Regions from separate parts of the Homo sapiens genome. Here region 1 is linked to region 2. The links are chromatin loops, found by intact Hi-C in ENCODE. Cell type or tissue: mammary epithelial cell. All regions are shown on one strand. Links, peaks and the distances in the headings refer to the core of each region. The heading gives the core; the rest is flanking DNA.

Region 1 (6,280 bases), core at 897-5,896, 62 kb before region 2:
TTACAAATTATGTCATTTTTAGAGTCATTTCATTAGATAGAACTTCAAAGGCAATATTGAAATAAGTATGATAAAGCAGCCTTCTTTATTTTTTTCTTTATGTGAATGGAAATCATTTCAGTGTTGTCCTGTATTTGGTGTTTGCTGTTGGACTTTCATAAATAGTCTTTAAGATGAATCTTCCTATCCATATGTTAAGTAGAGTTTTATTACAGATGGCTACTGAATATTACTAAATGCCTTTTAGGTGTTTATTAATACAATTACATCATTTTTCTCTTCTTATTTGTTAGAGAAGGTTATGGTATCCTAGAATCAGAGAGAGAAAAAGTCAAGAAGGAAAGAGTGGCACCTTTATATAAAAATATAAAGCCTGGCTTATGCCCTGGTGAAACATTCAGCAAGGGAGATAAGACTAAAGTGTTTATATCAGCACTCATAGGATATAATTCACATGAAATTATGCAGTTAAGAGAGGAAGCACAGATATGAGTGAGGTCTGGATTTCACAGGAAAGGCTTTTTGAAAAATCACAATCCTTAAAGCTGGAACAAGATAGGACAAGCTTATTCATGACATTATGAAAGCAGAGAAAAGATTAAAGAACTGAAAATTGCATATATGTGGTGGCGAAAAAGTTATTCAGCCCCTAGAAATGAAAATACTGGTGACTTTAAATATATGAAAACAATACAAAAGATAATTTGTTCTTCTTCACTAGAGATAGACAAGAGAATGACTAAAGTACTAAGTTAAACAAAGAAAATTATAGCAATGTGAAGTGTTAGTCACTGGAATCTTTTACCTCCCAACACAGTTTTCTGCAATTTTAAAAACTTTCTCTTCTGCTTGAAAGCAGGGACAAGGAGACCTTTCTTAGAATCAAGATTCATTGATTTTATGAAGTATATTCAGAAAAACCAGTTCTGCTGCTTAGTGATCTGTTTACTCCTGAAATCCTGAAGTGTCCCAAACTGTAGGGAATAAGATCAGAATGTGTAGGGTTTTTAGAACCTAGAACACCATGAAATTGCACAAACTAGGGGGAAAAGGACTGAACAGGCACTTTTCAAAGAAGACATACATGCAGCCAAAAAGCATATGAAAAAATGTTCAACATCACTAATTATTAGAGAAATGCAAATGAAAGCCACAATGAGATACCATCTCACAAGTCAGAATGGCTATTGTTAAAAAGACAAAAAATAACAGGTGCTGGTGAGGTTGCTGAGAAAAGAGGATACTTACATACTGCTTGTGTTTTTGTAAATTAGTTCAGCCACTGTGGAAAGCAGTTTGGCGATTCCTCAAAGAGCTAAAAACAGAATTACCATTCAACCCAGCAACCCCATTATTGGGTATATACCCAAAGGAATATAAATTGTCCTAACATAAAGACACATGCATATGTATGTTAATCGCAGCACTATTCATAATAGCAAAGACATAGAATCAGCCTAAATGTCCATTAATGATAGACTGGATAAAGAAAACATGGTACATATACACCATGGCATACTATGCAGCCATAAAAGGAACGAGATCGTATCCTTTGCAGAAATACGGATGGAGTTGGAGGCCATTATCTGTTCCTGCATTTGCAGGAACAGAAAACCGAATACCACATGTTTTCACCTATAAGTGGGAGCTAAACAATGAGAAAACATGGACACAAAGAGGCAAACAACAGACACGGGGGCCTTCTGGAAAGTGGAGGGAGGGAGAAGGAGTGAATCAGAAAAAATATCTGTCAGGTACTATGCTTGGTACCTGGGTGGCTAAATAACCTGTACAGCAAACCCTGTGACATGAGTTTACATGTATAGCAAACCTGCACGTGTACCCCTACACCTAAAGTAAAAGTTTTTTTTAAGTGCACAAACTAGAGGCTTCTTTTAAAAGATGGTGGAGTGTAAAGCCAATTTATTTGCACTAGCTTCTTTTGAAACCCAACAAAAACAACAAAAAAGAAAGAAAACTCAAGAAAACCATCAGTTTATTTACCATGATTCATTATGCCTGAATTCTTTACTCTGATTTATTTCTTTGATGCTTATCCTTGAGTAGGTTTGTTTGCTTGTTGGTTTGAAAGACAAGCTCAAGATATTTCACTGTTTGAGGTTTTTTTTGTTATTATTTTTTTTTTTTCTGTTTCTACAGCTTCTTTTCTGGCCTAGTTGAACTACTTTTATTGATCAGAATTGGCATGTTACAATCTACATACTAATCCACATATAATCTTTCGCTCCTTGCTCCTAGTTTTTCATCTTCCCTGGTGAACTACCGATTCTTTATAATTCAGCTCAAATATTAATACCACCTACTTTGTGTAAACTTTCCTGACTTCCCCAGGTAGAGCTGACTCTTCCCTCTTTTGCTACCTTTGTACCTTTACCATTTCTTTATCTTCCACCTGTAATGATAGGCTTTTACTTTGTTTTTTTCTTGTTTGTTATAGACCAAGTTGGGATCAGTCCCTGCTCTACTTACCTCCTCCCTGAGAAGCTTCTTTCTTCAATCAGGGGCAATCTTAAACAGGACATTAGCACTAGATACACACAGACACAGATACACACACAGACATGCACGCGTGCGTGCGCGCACACACACACACACACGCACACACACACCCCCCAAATAGGTTTTCTTGAAGTTTTACAGAAAATTCCTGGGGAGACATGGAAGAGGATTAACATGATGCACTCCAAAGCACAGACTTAATAAAAGTGCATTGGCTACCTCTATTTTTCCCCAAGCAAAATACCTCATGTTTTTCTTTCTCATAATGTCATCTCTTCCATATGCTTTCTAAAATGTGCCCTTCCTCATTCTAAGCAGGTTAGTTGTCACCCTCAGCTTGCATAAGCCACCCAGCAGAGCAAAAGCCTCTGTTGTTTCTAAAACCTGCCCTCTTGGGGGCCTCTTCCTTCCCCTTAGGTTGCTTATCACAGTCTCCAGTATTTGAAAATTCATCTCTCTTCTTTTGGGGAGCCAGTAAATAGCAACAGGAGATTAAGCTGCTAATAATAACTAACATTTATAGTTAGCTTATTGTATGCCAGGCAGCATACTAAGTACTTTCTATATTACATTAAATAAGATTATCTTTATATCCCTCTACCTGCAGGTTTGTCTCCTACGGAAGACTGTAAGCATTTGCACAGTGATGACTATATTATTTTTTTCTGTATTCTTAATACTTAGCAACATGCCTGGCACATAGTAAGCACTTCATAAATGCTTGTTGGATGAATAGTGTGTATGCATTGATGTGATGTAATTGGTGGTGAGAAGAATCAGCCTGTTCACAGTAACTTTAGTCATAGTTCTTTTTATATTTGTTTTTTGTTTTCACTTCACCATGGTTGTCTTCCACTATTCATCATGTAGTCAGTACAAGCCCTGGTTGTCACTCTGTTAGCCATGGATATTTTCAGCTCTTATATTCTGACAACTAATTATTCCATGGGAAGTCTTTTAATCAGGATTCTCTTTGTTTATATTGAAATGACTAATATCTTTCTCACACATCTCATTTCAGCAATATGAGTTGATGCTGTATTTTGGATCATGTATTTTAGACCAGGTGGCCAGGCAGCAGCACTCCCCACCAATGCAGACAGGTTAGGTTTTCAGTCTGTGCTTGGTGCATCTCTAGGGGGTTAATGAAGCCTTCCCGTCGAAGCCGCTGTGATGAGAGGACAGGCAGGACTCCTGCTCCCTCCCCACCTGCTCTGAGTTCTAATCCGAGCAGCTCTTCTTCTGTCTGGTTTACATATTCATCTTTTGGGTGAAATGGTGTTAAATATAATATATTTGAAAACGATTGGGTTAAAAAAGCTATTCTATTTAAAATATCAAGATGGCCATACATAACACAGATAGATAGGTCCTCAACATTAGCAGGTTGGGTAGTGTAGTCAACTGCTGAAAATAAATACAGCACAACCCAACAAAACACCTTTCCCCTCAAACACTAACAAAGTAAAATAAAATAAAAGCAAAACCCTGAAACCCAAGCAGAAATGTAAAGCTGAAGAGACATTTTCTAGATTGGTCAGTCACAGCAGTGTATTCAGAAGGCAGTTCTTCCTCCGGGTTTGAGAGGCCTGTAGCCATGTATACAGAAACTATCTTGGGTAAGGTGCCTCTACTCTGTCGGGCTTACTATTTAAGATCCTTAGTGGGTGTCAGAGGCCTTTGGCCTGTACTGCACAGGTCTTTTCTTGTTTGTGGAACGTCAAATTCATTTTCTCTCCAACAGGCCTTTTGGTTTCTTAAAACTCTCCGGTTCTTGTCCCTGCACGTTTTTCCCTCTCAATGGCATTTGACTCAGGTTGCCAGTCATTAATTTCCTTGTATGGAATTAAGGAGATCTTCTGGTCCATTCTGTGGCTAGAGGCAATAAGAGAACCCATCCTCATAGATCTAGTCTCAACATGAAGCATTAGAATGTAAACTCCCAACTCTAGAATATAAATAAGGTCACTGAGGACAGGGATTTCTAACTGTTTTATTCATAGATGTTTCCCTACCTCCTAGAGCAGTGTTTAGTAATCTGTAGGCACTCAGTAAATATTGTTTAAATGAATGAAGGAAGGAAATACCGGTCTCACAGTCACGCCTTTTATACTTTTGAGAATGAATTTCTCAACTGTCTTATCCCTCGATCTGTTATTAACTATGCTAAAAATATTTCCTGGCTTTGAGTAGCATTGTAGAAGGTCCTCTTCCATTTTCCGATTTTCATAGATGATCTTCCATTAAAAAAAGACGCTGGCATGTTTCTGCTGTAGAAAAAAGGAAGCAAAGGGATAGTTACAACTCCTTCTACTCTTCTCCCCCAGAAAAACCTTTCGAGGCCTCACCAATAGATGGCTTGCTTTCTCCTCCAATCACCAGCAGACAGAGGGGCCCTGGTGTACTGCTGTGTTCTCCACACCAAGGGGGAAATGAATAATGTGTGAGATTCCTCTCTGGAATGTTGAGTGTCTCAACCTTCCTTCTACAATTATATTTTCTGCTTCACGGTGATGACAGCATCACCTGTGGGTTCAGAATCAGAGACCTCCAGCTTCTGTCCCCATTTTGGGGTAATGTATGTGCCACCTTTCTTGGATTTTATTTAATCAGTGAGTCTCCTCCCCAGGAGATTGGGGACTCAACTATCTCTAAACATTTTCTCATCTTTTCTTCACCTAGGGTTCCTGGGCTCCTGTTGGGCCTCACTGGAAGCTCCTAGGGTTAAACCAACCTTGGGCATTAATTTCAGTGTCTGTTCTCCACAGTCACAAAAATATGGACCTCTAGTTACACTTCATAAAATAGCAGAGATCCTACCTAGTCCACTGACAGATGTCAGCATAGCATCCTCTTCTAGAAATTTACTAGCTTATGTTTTCTGGGTACCCCCAAATTCTATAGCAAGATCTAATTCTCAGTGCAGATCTTAACACCGTATCTGAGTATTTTGTGTCTATATGAGTTTGCCTATTCATAAGAGTCCAGCGAATGGTATTAAACATCCCCTTTTGTCTCCTGCAATTGCCCTTAGATCCTTCCTGAGGATATGCCAGTCTAGTTATGAGAGGTGATCCGGACGTTGTTCATCTAGAGTTAATCTGGACATTGTTCTAGATAAAACACACATAAAACCATGAACTCTAAAATGTCCTCAGTCCTTTAAGGATGATAGAATGTGCTTATAGGTTATAGCTAGGTTGATTATATAATTTATTATTTAAAACATGACACCTTGAAAGCAAAAGGGAACGGTATTTATAATTACATTGCCTCAGAAGTCATAAACCAGGACCTGTAGTCACTCTGGTTATGGCAGAAATCTTGCATTGGAAAATCTTTCCTTCAACTTATTTCACCCTACATGGTGAAAATTTTTTAAAACTCTTCTTTAAAGTAGTCTTTCACCTTAAGGATTCACTTTTTCCGAACCACCAATGTCCTTTCCGATATAATTATGTGGTCTAATTCACCCATTCCTTCACATTGTTCATGTTCTTAACCACTTTCTCTATCTTTACTAGAGTTGGCTAGGGCTCTAGAGATGTCCTAAGCTTTTTCTTGAATAGCAGCTGACTGGACAAGTGAAGACTTTCTTTTCTAACTTATCCTAATAAATTGGAATCTCACTTTTGTTTTGTTTCAACGCCAAATGAGGACTAGCAGTGGCAAGATAAGGGTGGAACAGAGGAGGAAAAGGAAGGACAGGATAAAGGAAGGAAGCCTACCACTTACGTATACATCACACCTGGGATGCTCA
Region 2 (6,280 bases), core at 447-5,446:
AGCTAAAAATGAAAACTAGGAAGTCGTGACCTTAGGACCTACTTTTCTACCAAAGAAAGGAAGCTTGAAGTTAACAAGTTTGTGCCAAACACTTCAGTAGACATATGTTCTTTTTTCAGTGTTCTTTTACTGTGTTAACATTTTAATGACCTCAAGTTTACTTAGTAATGAATACTTTGGGGGCAAACATCCAGTAGCAGATTGCTTCATTTATTACCAATGAATTTATTTATTCAGTCAGTCATTGCAGAGCTTTATCTCTGAAGAACACATTTGAAAAGCTAAACTGATCCTCTGCTCACCTGGCAGTCCACTGTGAGAATATAAAACGAGTAACTATAATACCAATCTACCTGTGGGCAGTTTGCAAAGGCTGATGTCGTGAGTGCCATATATGAGACTCTTTTTGAAATCTAAAACAATAACCCAGCCCAGACATTTTCAGCTAAAGCATATGATCTAAATGCTTGAATTAAAGGAAAAACACTTTGGATTATAGTCCCCATTAGTACTTAAAACACTCTTGGTTTTTTCACTTGTGCTTTGCTTAAGCCAATGTGTCTCAACCTTAGCTGCATATTAGAATTACCTGGAGAACTCTAAAAAATTCTCATGTTCTAGCCACACTCCAGACCAATCAAATCAGAATCTCTGATTGTAGAACTTGAGCATCTATATTTTGTAAATCTCTTTACCTGATTCCAGCGTGGAGCGAAGGTTGACAACCACTGATTTAACCACTTGCAATTTCTTCATTCATTGTATTATTTATTTTTCTTGGCCTTTTAAAAAACACACTGTAGCATGACTTCCTTAATTTAGAATCCTGGGATAGAGTTTCTATTTTAAAATATCCCTTTTATTGGAATTGGACTAAGGAGCATTATAAAAGGCCATCATTTAGGATTTATATTACTTTTACATTATTTAAATATATAAAACTTAGTCACTGTGGTTTGATTTCTGTGGACACTTTGATGGACAGAGTGCATTTTAATATGAGCATTAGACATCTTTTATGCTTTATTTCACATTCTCCCAGCCGACTCTTCCCATCATCCATTGCTGTTGCATCAGCTGAACAGAGATATAACCTGATAACTCCTCACCTTAGCTGTACCTGAAACTGTTTCTTCCTCGGAGGTGTGTTGGCTACTGCTCTTGGGAGTCAGGTAGTCCAGTGCATCCTTATACCTGATTCAGTTCTTGGCCAATATGGGATGGGAGCAGGTAGGAGCATGCTCTTCTTTCTATGTCTCAGGCAGACAGTTCTGAAGTTATTCTACACATTTCCTGATAGCATCCCCAGTAAGATTAAACGTCAGTTGCTCACGTTAGTCACCAGCCCAACTATACACCCTTGGATTGGCTTTCCCCCTTCCTGTTTTACATTTACACTTCCTATCCCATTCAACTCTCATTCTAGTTTTTTGGGAACCACTTCTCTGAATAAACTATCTGTGCACAAGTCCTCATCTCAAGCTCTGCTTTTTTATTTCATACAAGCTAAGACAGTATGAAAGAGAAAAATCATCATAGGCATGTTTTAGTGCATGCTCCCTTCTCTATTGTGTTTTTAAAATCACGTTATTTTTCTACTTAATACATTCAGTTTATCATATTATGATAAGGGACACTTTACTCACAAATCTCGAATGCTGGAAAAGAGCCCTATCCCCATGTTATCTGTTACCATGTTATCCCCATGCTTTCGTCTGCTGCCCTTATTATCCTCTGTGAGTTGGTTGCCTTAAGATCCTCCTCCTGATGTCTCCCAGCAGCGTGACCTAGATTCTTGATCAGTGTCCACACCGAACATTCACTCCAAACTGTGCAGCAAACATTTTATAGACTCAAGCCACATAATAGGTCCATAACATCAGCATAATATTAAATGGAATGGGAGAGATTTTTGCAGAGAGAAAAATGGTGCTAATGCAGTGTGATACACTTGGTGTAGTGGAAAGGCAAGCACTTTACAGTTAGGGTCCCAGTGTAGGGTAATTGTGTCTTCTGTTGCCCAGAAAATAAATACAGTTAAACATATTAATAAGGACCACCCAGATATTTTTTTCCTCCAGCATTGAAACCAATTGCCATTTCTTTGTTGAGCATCAGATGTTTGAAACATATATATGTGACCATTATAATGACATTGTTTGCCATGAGATACTCATATAATAAGAGGCACACAGGAGGAGGCACAGCTCCCAAATCACACTTACTCTGGGGCATACACATCAAGTGAAATTGTGGCAAAAATCCTCTGCACTCTTGATCTTTTCTCTCCGTCTGTCACTTTGTGGCTGAGTGCATGTGGTTGAGTGTGCAGAAGTACTCATGGATGATGCAACTCTCTTGTCTGAGCGTATTTCCAGGCTCAGGAACTAAGGACGTGTGACTGTAGCAGATGACTCTCATGTCTTGTGTTGGATTTCCTTGGCCTCTCTCTAACTTGAGAAACAGCTGCAGTGGACAGTTCTGTGCAAGCTCAGATTCATCTCAAGCTAACAGCATTTCATCTCCAGCATGAGCATGTCTTTTAGCTTCCTGCCCATGGCCTTCTTTTATGTTGCTGGAGTTCCTAACCCACAGACCGTTAGGGGCCAGAATAATGAGGATGTTAATGCCTCAAAGACCACCATCAATCATCAGGGTCCAGAACCTTGAATAAACTCCCCAGCCTCTCATCATTTAGGTGGGCAACCCTGGGAGGCATCTGTACTTTTCTCAGCAGGTCCCAATGGATTCAAGCCCTAGTTTCCCAAAGAAGTAGCCTCAGTAATAGATCTGTATATTGGCCTAATCTTCTTCCCTGTGTCATTCTCCTCACAACTTCAGTCTGCTTCCTGAGATCATCTCCCAAATAAACAACTGATGTCCAGGTTCTTGCCTCAGGCTCTGATTTCAGAGGAACACTAATGAAGAGCGATGTTAGGTCAGTAATGTAATCTCTCTGAGTCAATACTTACTCATCTATGAAACAGGAATATTAAGATCTACCTTAGAAGGTTGTTGAAAGGATTAGATATAATTTATATAATGCATTTATCCCTATCCATGGTACATGACTCACTTTAAACACTGACAGGTGTCTTAAGAGATAGACAAATATAAATAGAAACCTAATTCTAACATGATTTCTATAGAGAAGACGAGAAAGAGACAGAGTGAACAGACCTGAGGTGCTACATGCATGAATACTTGCTACTGGTTTCCTTTTATCTTCCTGAGGCAGTTACCATAGGCATGATCAATCCTCCTCAGAACCAGCCTTTGCCCTTGTGTTACCCGGCATGAGGGTGCCCTACTGTTCTGCTCCTCCTTCCCCTCTCTAGCAAATGCCTCCAGGAATTAGGGATGCAATTTCATTTTCTTAGTTCACTCACCTTTTAACTATGCCCATTACTATTCCATTTTATTCTAACCAATGAATTATATTCTACTTTCATTAAGGGCTTTCCTATCCAGGAAACTCAAGTGGGTCCAAATTTCCCACAAGCACCTCATTTACCCAGCAGCGTTTTGTTTAGAAATTAGCTCTTCTATACATAGGGCATGCCGAGATAACTGAAGCTTATTTATTTAAGTTATGCTTACTTTAGAAATACAAATATTAAAATACACCAATTTTGTATTAAGCTAAAATATAGTAAATGTGGGCTGTGTTTTAGTTAGGGTTGCTATAATAAATACCATCGACTGGGTAGCTTAAACAACAAACATTAATTTGTCACGATTCTGGAGGCTGGGTAACCCAAGATCAAGGTGTGGGCCAATTCAGTTTCTGGTGAGGGCCCTCCCCCTAGTTTGCAGATGGCCATCTTCTTTTTGTATTCTTGCATGGCAGAGAGAAAAAGGGCTATTCTTCTTCTTCTTATAAAGACATTTCATCATGGGGGCTCCAATATTATGACTAAATTACCTCCCAAAGGCCCCACTTCCAAATACCATCACATATAGGGCTTCAACATTTGAAATTTGGTGGGGGGACACATTCAGTCCACAGCATTGAGTGACAAATCTTTAAAAATTGGTGCATCTTTTTAGCCTTCTTTTATATAATTCATTGAGCCTAATTAAAAGTTTTTAAATTTATAATTTAGAGTTATTATACCTAGCAATCCAGTGATACCTAGTTGATGAGAAGTTAAACTAGAAATTATTGTCAGTTCTGTACTAGTTACTTATTAAAGGCTTGTTGAATAAATCATTGAATGATCGAATGAATGATGCATGATTCTTCCCTGGGGTTTCTTCTAACTCTAGAATTGTATGATTCTATGATTAGCAAATCCTTTGGGAACAAATCTTCTTTCAACAAAGTTGGTCTAAGGTCCTCCAGGAAGGTGGAGGTGCCAGTATCCTTAGTTGTGGACTGATGTAATTACAGCTAAGGATCATAGTTTAGTTTCTTTTGTTGGCCTTGCTAGAGCAGCCCAGTTGTGGCTGGGGTAAGGGAACAATAGCTGAGTCCCGAAGTTGACATGCTTTAGCCAGAATTTTTACATAGGCGGAACAGCGTAATTGGAAGGGGATCTAGCAAGTTTGTCTTGGAGCTGGGCATACATAAAAACATATTGTTTTTTACTTAGCACATGTGCTTCTTACTGGAGGTGTTAGGATTTATGAAAATTATGGAGTGCTAACATCTTCCTGATCACACTGTGCTACCAACATAACCCCATTTCCGAAGAGTTAAAATTAAGCCTTTTAGAATCATATGTAAACTATGAGAGTAGGTTCTTACTAAGGGTTTCTGAGGATAGCATAAGAGGAATATTCAGGTGCTTTAGTGCAATGACTTGTTTTAGATATAGATAATTATATAGGTAATCTTTACAGATGTATAACTATATAATATATAATGGGATATATTATATGTATTTTGGCTTTACTTCTTCATTTATAAGATATTTATTGTATATATTTGCTCAGGTAACTACTGCCAATAATCAATAAGTGGGACAGATATGGTTTTGTGACCTCATGAAGTGTACAGAAAAGATTAAATATGTAAGGTGTTCCTATACCAAAGATGGAATCATTTTAAACCTACCATTGCAAAGAAAAATAGTTTTTAAACAAAGCTGTTTTTCAAATACAGGATCTTGGTAGATTAAAAGATTTATGTTGATATTACAATATTGTTAAAGAAAATGCTGAGTTTTAGGTGAGATATTCAAGGTGTGTAGCTTTCTATGTAATTTCCTTAACTTGAACCAACTGTTATTAAGACCTTTTGAGGCCAACCATTTAAACACCACTAGGTAACACAAAAAACAATGATATCTGTGACATTGTATGTATCAAAAATTAAATGTTATAAGGACAACCAGTGCACTAAGTAGGATACACTTGTGATGGCCTTGTTTGTGCTTATTTTCTTGTTTTGTTTTAATTCTTTACATTTTGGAGAAAATAGGAGAAGATTCATGGGTTGGTTACCAAAAGGGAAATGTGAATTAGTGAAGTGAGAAACAATATGTATATTTTCATCTTGCTAAATAAATGTGGTCTCAAGTCTTGTGATGAAGGGCGATGAGATACTACTAAGTGGCTGTGTGTATGTGTGTGTGTGTATGTGTGTGTGTACAATATATCTGTTAGCTCTAATGATGTGTTTGCATATTCTTTGAATAAATGACTCTTTTATATTCTTAGAATGTTCTAGATAGGTTGATTTAATCAGTAACATCTTTCCTTAAGTTTCCTAATTCTAGGGTGCCATGTGAAAAGATGCAGAAGAAAAGTTATGCTTACACAGATGACATTCAGGAATGAATACTTTCTGCTATAACAATAAAAAAGTCCAGTACTAGTTTCAATATCAAAAGACGAAGAGAAATGGTTATTTAGAACTCTGTGCATAGAATACCAATCTGGCTTTCTCTGTAGTTAACTGATTCTGAATAAAGATGGTGATTTGATCAAATTTCAAACATTTTGAATTCCTCAGAATACCCTTAATTGGCACAGTTTTGTTCTTTACACCCTTTGCTTCACTCTTGCTTTACAAAAGTTAGTGAATAAATGAATGATCCATTTAGTCTCCCAAAGTTTTGATATACTACTTTTGTCATATCTAGAATCTCACATATATTGAGGTTTATTTTAGAGGCTTTTGTTCTGTGTCACTGTCCTGGGTCCATATATCAACTCTGGATTCAAATTATTTTAGTTACTATAGCCTCATAATATTTGGAGAGGCTGATAATACCACATTACTCTTCTCTTTCAGAAATTTCCAGGATTTTGACATAATATATTTTTTTTCAGA

The links. A loop is a pair of places that touch in the nucleus more often than their neighbours do. Peaks named below come from ENCODE experiments on the same cell type or tissue, not always from the same donor. Only the 100,000 strongest peaks of a DNase experiment are listed, where the experiment ranks them.
Region 1: it touches region 2 in a loop (7-fold over the local background); 1 of 110 quality-filtered maps calls a loop at or near these places.

The regions. Positions count from the first base shown.
Region 1 is chr20:14,518,357-14,524,636 of GRCh38, forward strand. All of the region lies in intron 4 of MACROD2 (mono-ADP ribosylhydrolase 2), which reads left to right. LOC124904873 (a long non-coding RNA gene) reads right to left here and starts at 4,961. Exons shown (of 2, transcript XR_007067536.1): 1 at 4,869-4,961; 2 at 4,494-4,790. RefSeq lists an enhancer at 3,950-4,119. In mammary epithelial cell, for the core only: no CTCF peak of the experiment used is centred there; DNase peaks (open chromatin) are centred at 3,325, 4,375 and 4,915; H3K27ac peaks cover 3,889 bases.
Region 2 is chr20:14,580,675-14,586,954 of GRCh38, forward strand. All of the region lies in intron 4 of MACROD2 (mono-ADP ribosylhydrolase 2), which reads left to right. All of the region lies in intron 1 of MACROD2-IT1 (MACROD2 intronic transcript 1), which reads left to right. Among named protein-coding and RNA genes, the nearest start is that of MACROD2-IT1, 29 kb to the left of the region's middle. In mammary epithelial cell, for the core only: no CTCF peak of the experiment used is centred there; DNase peaks (open chromatin) are centred at 2,387 and 2,907; H3K27ac peaks cover 421 bases.